2 separate regions of the Homo sapiens genome follow, and region 2 is linked to region 1. Evidence: read pairs that join two places in POLR2A ChIA-PET (ENCODE). Cell type or tissue: HepG2. All regions are shown on one strand. Links, peaks and the distances in the headings refer to the core of each region. The heading gives the core; the rest is flanking DNA.

Region 1 (4,721 bases), core at 1-4,000:
GGTGATGCCCCACCCTGCTTCGGCTCGCCCCAAGTGGGCTGCACCCACTGTCTAACCAGTCCCCATGAGATGAGCTGTGTACCTCGGTTGGAAATGCAGAAATCACCCACGTTCTGCGTTGATCTAGCTGGGTGCTGCAGACCATAGCTGTTCCTATTCAGCTATCTTGCCAGCCTCTCTTGAAAAGAGCTACATTTTTATAGTCATGTGTCACTTAGCGACGGGGATACGTTCTGAGAGATGCTTCAAGGTGATTTTGTTGTTGTGCAAACATCATGGACTTTATTTAAACCTAAATGATATAGCCTGCTACACACCTAGGCTATATGGTTTAGTCTATTGCTCTTAGCAACAAACATGTGCAGCATGTTACTGTACTGAATACTGTTGGCAGTTGTATCACGATGGTAAGTATTTGTATAGTTTAATATATCTAAACATAGAAGAGGTACAGTAAAATTACTGTATGGTATTATAATCTTATGGGACCACCCTCATTTTTGTGGTCTATTGTCAGCCAAAACCTCTTTATGCTGCATGCCTCATGTGACTGTATTTGATTTATGTATTTTGTTTTTTTGTGCTGTGGCTTCATGAATGACCTGCCTGTGTATTTACTTTTAGGTCCATTGAGTGACATATATTCGTTTTCAGGATAACATAAAATTATTTTCATTTTATTCAGCCTCACTTTTCTCAACCATAAATTTAGGGCTGTCTCATATCACCAAAGGTTCTTCTGTGACTAAAATTCTGTATTGTGATTATGGATAAATGAGTCTTTCAGGATTCAGAATCACCTCAGAAGACAATACTGTAGAGAAATCAAGTATATTTAATCATACAACTCATGTGTAATCCTTTTAGAGAATATTTTGATGATTTTAGATCAATTTAGTAATGCAAAGTTGGACAAACAGAAAGCAGCTGCCCAAAGATGAAAACTCAGCCTAGAATAACTGATATTTCTAATCAGGGGTATAAATGAAATATGAGAAATATGAAATTTTCTTTCATAAAAATGAATTCATATTGCTTACTATATATTTGGAATTAGAATAGCAATCTCAAATGCTCTGCTGAAGGGAAATTTAAAAATTAACACAACACATTTTATTAATATATTGTTCATGTAATTGCATATATTAACATGTAATCTAGGTAAGTTTTATTAGAAATCGTGTGATGGAATAAATATTAGGTAACATTTTAGGGCTAGAGGAAATAATGTGTGTTCACTTGGCTGAATAGAATGTGGAGCATAAGTGGGGAAGTTTTTGAAAAAGTGCTTTTTATGAAGTTTAAAGTTCTTAGAATGTGCATATGTTTTACTCTATTATGCTTGTTACGTAAAGAACATCCTATTTAATACATACAAACAAATTCCATAGACAGATGTTCCCTGGTGACAGAAATTAAACACCTACAGAAGTTGTTTGTAGCAGGGCTGCATTGACATAATAGCCCTCTTTGAGTGGAGCCTAAAGCAGGAAGATAGCTTAACTGATTGAACCTTGTGGTTTCACTCTTTAGACCTGCTTGGACAAACAAGGAGGTCAGTGTGAAAAGTCTATTTGCAGATTGGTCTCAGAAGAAATTCTCAGAAGTGATTTTTTTTTAAAGCCAAGGAAAATAGAACTCCTGTTTTTGGTGCATATGTCACAGCTGAGCCTTTCTGTTTGAAGAGCTTCATTTAATAATTTTTGCCTTTTGGAGTGTAGGTGCTAGACTATATCCTAGACACTGTAGCATTGATAAATGTTAACATACAGAGGCCGCGTATATTCTTTGCACCAAATACTTTCCTTGTTCACACTGTTCTGTCACAAATCTTTTTCACAGGGTGAGGAAGTGTTTTATGGGAGGCCAAGCTACTTTTTAAAAGATGGTATGAAAACATGAATTGAAATGTATTATTGTTATTGTTATTATTGTTGTGTAGTAAGTCCTAACTTAATGGAAATTTTTGTGTTCTGGAACTGTAAGCAAGTTTTGAGTCCATTGGAAGTAGACCAGATTTTGATTTATAAAAAATATTTGGAAAAACAATTAGAGAAATTGTGATTGAGATAATTGATTCCAGGCAATAGCTTATGATGTTAAAATTCTGTGCAATTACATAGAATGTATATTAAAATATTGCTCAACTGTTTAACCATCAGTGAATGAAGGGAGCCCAGAAGGTCTGTTTAGTCTTAAGTAATTACAGAAGACAACTTGTGTGTTGTAAAGTGATTTTTCCACTTAATAACTTTGGTAAAGAACTATTAGGGATAGGAGACTTATATCATGCTACTGCTGGAATTATTGTAATTAATTTTTAAATGGGAATTTTATCTAATAAATCCCAGGGAAGAAAATTTTATTTTGAAGCATGTCTTTCCTATCACACTCATTATTGGCTTTTTGGAAAATTATTTTAGACATGTGTTTGATTTCATATTTCTGATGCATATCTTAGTGAATCAAAACTGACATACATTGCCGTTTTAGTTGGCATTTACTTTACTAAATGATTGGTACATTTACTAAGTTTACATGTTATTGTTTTAAAGCGACAGCAGGCTTAACTTGAGCATCATGGCTGTTGCAGGTACTAGGGCTCTCGCCTTTGCAGTAGGATGAATATGGTAATGACAGTGCAAGAGAGATTCCAAAGACGTATATCTCATCGCTAACTCTATTTTAGCCCTTTGAGCTCGTCCTTTAGTTAGAATTTTAAGTTTCTCTAGGGTACTTCTTAGGCTTCTTTTGCTGTGCACAGTGCCCTCTCTTAATTAACAGCAGAGTAATATTGGGCAAATGTCTGAGAGCATCAATATCCTCATCTGTGAAATAGTGTTAATAACATATATCACAGTGTAGCTGGTCAGATCCAAATGAGAAATATTTAGAAAGATTTTTAATAAGTAAACAAGTGTTTAGTAAAACACTTTTTAAAAACATCTTTCAAATGTTATCTTAGTTCACTTTAATTAGCAAGTTGAATCAAACTGACAGTCTCTTTGGCATTTGGTGGTGTTCTAGATAGCCAGTAGTTACTATTCCGTTAAGTTCCTCTGAGACTGTAGAGAAAAACTGTACATTTTGATATGTTTTGTTGAAAAACATTTTTGTAATCTTTTAATTTTTTTTTTAATTTTGCACAGATTGAGATCAGGGAAAGAGACTGACATATACTTTTAGATGTCTGATTTCCTAGAGGCAAATATTTTGGACTGAGTTTTCCTGTCCAAGTGTTAGCTCTGAAGTTCTTACCATTATAATGACAACAAAGAAAAAAGAGGTGGTAACCCCAAAAAGAACAGGGAGCAACGTTGCCTACCTACATGCATAAAGCTGCCAGTAATTTGATCGACTCAACCAAAGAGATAGAAAAATTTGAAGTCAGATCCACTAAATCTCTTACTCTTCCTTTAGAAGGCATAAAGTATATTTCACCCACATAGCGTTTACCCAAGGGTGATATTCCAAATATTTAACAACCTATGTGGCATAGGCACCAAGGATTCAGGACTGGAACAGCATACTGGGCCTGCCCTTTCCTCCTGGGGTTTCGCTCTTTAGTTGTGGAGTTGTGGGGAATATAGGGCAGGTGGCTTATTCAGGGATTCTGGGAGAGGAGACTGGGAACCTCGTGTGGGAAAGGGGTAGTTGGGCCCTCTATTAAACAGCAGCTGATGGCCAAGTAGGGCAGAAACCCATGTGTGACTATTGAATATCAACCTTGCGTTTACCTGAATGTGTCTACCCAAAACTGGATTCATAATACTGGTTTTCAATTTTGTCTTATGGAAACTTGTTCTTCCTTTTGTTTACTTTAATCAGTTGTAGGAGATAGTTGAAGGAATAACTTAATATAACATTTAATTCCTAACGTTGGCAGCTGAATGTATAACTTAGATGTAACATTAAATTTCTAACATTTTTAGGAAGGTATACAGAAAGCGTTACCTCTAATAAGTAAAAATATAAGTTCTGGGAAAATTATTTAAAGAAACCCTATTTGGAATCCTTTCATAAAGTGATAATTTTAATTTATCTTGGGCATAATATTGGATCTTTAATAAAATCTTTGCTGTAAAATCAGTATTATAGAAACTGGCTAGGCACAGTGGCTAATGCCTGTAATCCGAGTACTTTAGGAGTTTCAGGTGGGTGGGATCACCTTAGGTCAGGAGTTCAAGACCAGCCTGACCAACATGGTGAAATGCCGTTTCTACTAAAAATATCAAAATTAACTAGGCCTGATGGTGTACACCTGTAATCCCAGGTACTCAGGAGGCTGAGGCAGACGAATCACTTGAACCTGGGAGGCGGAGGCTGCAGTGAGCTAAGATTGCATCACTGCACTGCAGCCTGGGCAAGAGAGTGAGATTTGGTGATTCAGTTTCAAAAAAAAAAAAAAAAGAAAAGTCAATATAGAACCTTAAATAGTATATAGTTTTTGAAGGACTAATTCATATGTAATTATGGAAATGGGAAGATAACCTTAAATTATTTCAACTAGACTGGTCCAAGTCATCTGTAGTCAGTCAGTCAGTCACTCAGCTAGTAAATGCCTGAGGCAAAACCTCGGATTTCTGTTTCCTATTATTTCTACTGTACCCTATCTGTATTCAGAAGTGATGGTCTATTTTATAATCTGTCTGCTTCAAATCACTTTGGCAACCATTATGATATATAGCCTTTTGAGATATGTAGCATGGATTTTATTGTTT
Region 2 (5,442 bases), core at 752-4,751, 110 kb before region 1:
AGAGATGTGACAAATACACTTAGGTACAGCCGTAGCTTTGCTAGTTTGCCTGCTGATGAGCCATGGGACCATCCTTGGTGTCTTCAGTAGATGACTGATATGGAAGTAATGTAGCTATCAGTCCAGGCATAATGGTGACTTGGTATTTCCACTGCTTTTTGTCTATAAGTAAATCTCATTCATTTTATCATAATTTCTATTTATTTTATTGTTGTCATGTCTTACTCCCAGCTTACCTATTTATTACGCATCTGCTGACTGCCTTCATTTCACCAGCTTGCATTCTCATTATCAATACTTGGCCCAGCCTGAGTGTTGCCTCTGTCTCATAAGTTGTTAGTTTATTTACCATCTATGATTATCACTTCTTAAGTGTTTCATCCATCCCATTAGTTTTGTTTACCTCTATAATAGAATTTCATATTCTGAAATAATACAGGAAAACCACGTTAACAGTATGTCTGGAGGGGAACCTTAGATTTTACATTTCTAACAAGCTCTCAAGTGGTGCCGATGCCGCTGATCAAGAGATCACTCTTTGGAATATGAATTTGAAGTACAATCTTCTGGCTTCTGAAAGTGGCTGGCCATAGCATGTTAGGGAAGCAACATGTAATAAATTTCCTTTCCAGATGGGCTGCTATATCTGGTTGGGTGGAATAATATTCTCTGAAGATGAAATAAGGTATAATCTTGTAAAGTGCATGAATACTCTGTTTCTGGATCCCAAAGTGGATTATTATCCTTAACTCAAGGCATTTGGGTCATTAAAAAGTCACATCCTAGGCTCTTTGTGTGGTTTAAGTTTTTAGTTATAAAAAGTTGGGAGGAAGAAGTTTTTAATGGAATCAGAAATTTCATTTCTTTCATTCTTTTGCAAGTGTAAATTAATAAACTTAGTATAAGAATGGTCATATGATTTAACTTGCTTTTCTTGGATAACTTTGATGGTACAACTTTTTTTTTGTTTGTTTTTTGTTTTTTGTTTTTTGAGAGGGAGCTTTGCTCTGTCACCCAGGTTGGAGTGCAGTGGCACGATCTCAGCTCACTGAAACCTCCACCTCCTGGGTTCAAGAGATTCTCAGGCCTCAGCCCTCTGAGTAGCTGGGACAACAGGCATGCACAACTATTCCAGACTAATTTTTATATTTTTAGTAGAGACAGGGTTTTTACCATGTTGGCCAGGCTAGTCTCGAACTCCTGACCTCAAGTGATCTGACCGCGTTGGCCTCCCAAAGTGCTGAGATTATAGGCGTGAACCACTGTGCCCAGCCGATGGTATAACATTTAAATTGGATTTCCTTTTAAATTTTTATGTTTTATGACCTATGCTTCATAACCAGGTAAATGAAATATGTCAAATATTTTAATATACTTTGTAAAATCAAATAATGAAGATTTGTTGAATGAACCCCTTTTCTAAAATCCAGAGGTATAGCTATACTTTTAAACTGAACAGTGATCATTTAGTGTTTAAAAAGGGATTCTTTTGACAGCAGATTATTTCAGATGTTTACTGGTATTTATTTGTAATAGAAATATTTAAAGTTTCTTGTTTTTTGTTAATTTAATTAATTTTTTTTGAGACAAGGTCTTGCTCTGTCACCCTGGCTGTAGTGCAGTGATGCAGTCATGGCTCACTGCAGCCCTGACCTCTGGGGCACAAGTAATTCTCCTGCCTCAGCCTCCCATGCAGCTAGGACTACAGGCAAGCGCCACCATGCCTGTTATTATTTTTTTTTTTTTTGTAGAGATGAAGTCTCACTATGTTGTCTAGGCTTGTCTTGAACTCCTGGGTTCAAGCGACCCTCCTGCCTTGGCCTCCCGAAGTGCTGAGATTAAAGGCATGAGCCACTGTGCCCAGCAGTTGCTTGCTTTTTGGATCATACATACTTTGTGTTCCCTCTAAACTTTCTCACAAATGACACTAATTGTTGGGTTCATGTACTTGAAAGATAAGATGCCAAATTTGGAGGAAAATCACTTTGTGTTATGTTATCCATGTGTCGTTTACCTTGTTAACCCAGTTAATATGCCCATTACAAGTAATTTGATTGAAATCTCATCTGCATTAGATTTTTTTCTAACACTTTCTCTACCACTTGAAAACAAGTTTAGGAATTTTCATAGAGAAATATAGTTAGATGTGGGATAAATTCTGTATAAACAAAACAAACATTACTATAGATTGTTGCTTTTTATGCTGTTATCTAATTTACCTGATATTTTTCTTGATTTTCTATGCTCTCATTTGGACCTATTTTCTTTTTGTTCTTTTGCTTCATTATATTCTATAGCTATGGTTTTGAAAAGGAAGAAAACTTTTCAAGTTATGCTTTATAGTTTTTCTTCTGGTCACTTTTACAGTTTTCTCCTGGTTCTCATCTCTTTAGTTTGTGACATAGACATTTAGAGATGAAATATACTTGAAGGTAATCTAGCGTCATTTCCCAGTCACTTCAGGAAGCCCTTCAGTAGCATACTCCTGACAGATGATGTTTCAGCTTCTGCTTGAATAATTCTACCGATGGAGAGTTTATTACTTTGGAAGGTAAAAGGAAAGTTAGAAGGAGGGGCATGCTGGTGTGTGTAGGGAGGTGGTGCACTCACTCTTCTTTTTATTTAATTTTAATTTGCAATTTTTTATTAAGATAAAATTCAGGTAACAAAGTTCACCACTTTGAAGTGCACAATTCAGTGGTTTTTAGTATATTCACAGTGTTGTGCAGCCATCACTTTTATCTGATTCTAGAACTTTTTCATCATCCTAGAAAGAGACCCTGTGTCTGTGAATTGTCATTCCCAATTCCCCTTCCTTCTTCATCCTCTGGAAAGCAGTAATTGACTTGCTTTTTCTGTAGACTTACTTCTGGACATTTCTTACAAATGCTTTTAAAAAAGAATATAGGAGACTTGAAGAAGAATATAGGAGTATGGCTTGGAATATATTAAATTTAAGATATCAAAAGGATAGCACACTACAGGAAAGTCTAGAGAGCAATGGCATAAAGAATTTTCTTCTGGTTGGTGATATGGTCTAAAAGTTAAGTGGCATGATGTGGGAGCAACAAATGCTATCTGCCATTTTATGTGTTTCATAGAGAGGAAGAACACATGAAGCTGAGGAGACAGTAGGATTCAAGAAGAATGAAATGTATAACTGAGGAAGAATAGGTTTATGTGGCTGAGAGGATGGCTGAACAACTCCCTTGCGTGGGACACCGCACTTCTCTTAATGTAATCTAAAATTGCTACACATGAAGCATGAGTGTTTGATTCAGCATAGGGTTTCTTTATTTCCTTTTAGAGACAGGGTCTTGCCCTGTTGCTCAGGCTGGAGTTCAGTGGCACGATCAAAGCTCACTGCAGCCTTGAACTCCTGCGCACAAGGGATCTTCCTGCCCCAGCCTCCCAAGTAGCTGGGACTACAGGTGTGTGCCACAGTGCCTGGATAATTACATTTTTTTTTTTTTTTTTTTTTTTTGTAGATTCAGGGTCTTGCTATATTGTCTAGGCTGGTCTTGAACTCCTGGGCTCAAGTGACCCTCTTGCCTCACCCTCCCAAAATGCTGGGATTGTAGGTGTGAGCCACCATGTCCTGCCAACATAGGGTTTCTTTAAAGGTACAAGTGGCATTGATGCTGAGTTTCATCTTTACATTGGTCTTTTTATAGCGTGAAGGAATCCTGTTCCTTTTCTAATAATCTGATGCTTATTTCTATCCTACTTCTCTTATATTGTCACTTTCCTTATTCTTTTACTTTGATTGGAATTGTTCACGGACAGCTTCACTACTTTAAAATTTTTTCTCATCCTTCAATATTTCGATATAGATTTCCTGTGCCTACATGCTATTATCTGTACTGTAACCATCTATAAGATGAGTGATTTGAAGCAGATATTTATTTAGTTTACTATGTATTGTCTGTTGGAGCATATTACTATATAGTCTATATTACTATTAAATATCATTAACTAGTAATAATAATGGTAACATCGAGAGGTACTTGATATTCTGTCAGGTTGGACAAGTGTGCCTCTTGAAGCCTTGAATTTCTTACCTGTAATTGAGGCTGTCTTACTTGTAATTTATCACTAAGATTGTTTCTCGGCTTTACCATCCTGTAATTCTCTGTGTCTTAAACATATTTGTACTATACCATAATCATAAATATTTGTGCTATGATTTCAAAGAGAAAATTCTGGACATCTTTTGTTGAAATATCAAAATGAAAAATTTATGTTAAATTGTTCTTGAGAACAATAATTCTATAGATTATAGTAGAAACCTTAAAATGAGTAAAATATTAAGTCCATGGGAGCACAATTTTATAGAGTGGATTTTTAGAGCAACTTGACTTTTGAAAGTATGGGTTTAACTATATGTTAAAACACCCTGCTGAGGAAACTAAGAATAAAGAAAGAAATGTTTTGTAATATAGTTGCTGACATATTAATTGCTTCACTCACTTTTGCTCTGGAAATAGCTTCATAGCACAGTTCAACATGATTGAAATATTGATAATTTTTTTTTTTTTTACAGTTCCCGGTTTTCAGCCTAACTTACTCTTTCTCATGCACATATCCTTACAAAGAAGACAGCGAAATACAGTATGAAGATATCAGGAAATTTTATATTTTAGGAGGAAAGTTTTGTTCTTTGCTTACTTAATCTATTTCATTGGTATTTTTAAAAAGTATTTGTGGAGTTAAAACTGTTCACCAAGTATTTATGGATAATGGTAAATGAAACTGCTCACAGATCTGTTAGTCTCCTGCCCTCTTTTATAAGTCAGATGAGTTTTGTGCCGGGGAAAGCTAATCTTCCAAGTTGTTTTCCATGCCAGTTGAAATATATAGGGCTAGATTCGGACATAGAGTGGTTGGCAAGGGTCAAAAAGGTGAATAGAGTCATGACCATGAAGGTTTCTTTACAGGAATAAGCAGTGAGAATCTTGCGGATTAGGTCTTTGGTATTTCTGTCTTGATGCCTTTGAACTGGCATGACCCTATGAAACTGAGTGACCTGCATGTTGAGTCTGTTGCTGTATAGTAAGATGGTCTTTTCTCTTTTATTCACCTCGGATTTCTCCTCCAAAAATTTCTTTTTACTCCTCCTCTTTTAAAAATATGTAAGTATACAGCCTCATGGAGGCTACATTCATATCAGAAAATTGTCTAATCTTCAATATAACAATCTTAAATAGTACTCACAGTCAGAGGTACCTTTTCAGGCTTGTGAAGAGTTTTCTTTTCATGGTTAGGGTCCACAGAGGAGAGGGAAAAGCAGGTTTATTGGTTAGTTTTTAAGATCTGTTTTTGAGGCCGGGCGCGGTGGCTCACGCCTGTAATTCCAACACTTTGGGAGGCTGTGGCGGGCGGATCACGAGGTCAGGAAATCGAGACCATCCTGGCGAACACTGTGAAAACCCCTCTCTACTA

Evidence for each region. Peaks named below come from ENCODE experiments on the same cell type or tissue, not always from the same donor. Only the 100,000 strongest peaks of a DNase experiment are listed, where the experiment ranks them.
Region 2: POLR2A ChIA-PET joins it to region 1 with 7 read pairs; 2 of 35 experiments call an interaction of 5 or more read pairs at or near these places.

Annotation. Positions count from the first base shown.
Region 1 is chr7:95,027,370-95,032,090 of GRCh38, forward strand. The region is part of intron 2 of PPP1R9A (protein phosphatase 1 regulatory subunit 9A); the gene reads left to right. Among named protein-coding and RNA genes, the nearest start is that of PPP1R9A, 120 kb to the left of the region's middle. In HepG2, for the core only: no CTCF peak of the experiment used is centred there; a DNase peak (open chromatin) is centred at 1,502.
Region 2 is chr7:94,915,842-94,921,283 of GRCh38, forward strand. All of the region lies in intron 2 of PPP1R9A (protein phosphatase 1 regulatory subunit 9A), which reads left to right. Among named protein-coding and RNA genes, the nearest start is that of PPP1R9A, 11 kb to the left of the region's middle. In HepG2, for the core only: no CTCF peak of the experiment used is centred there; no DNase peak of the experiment used is centred there.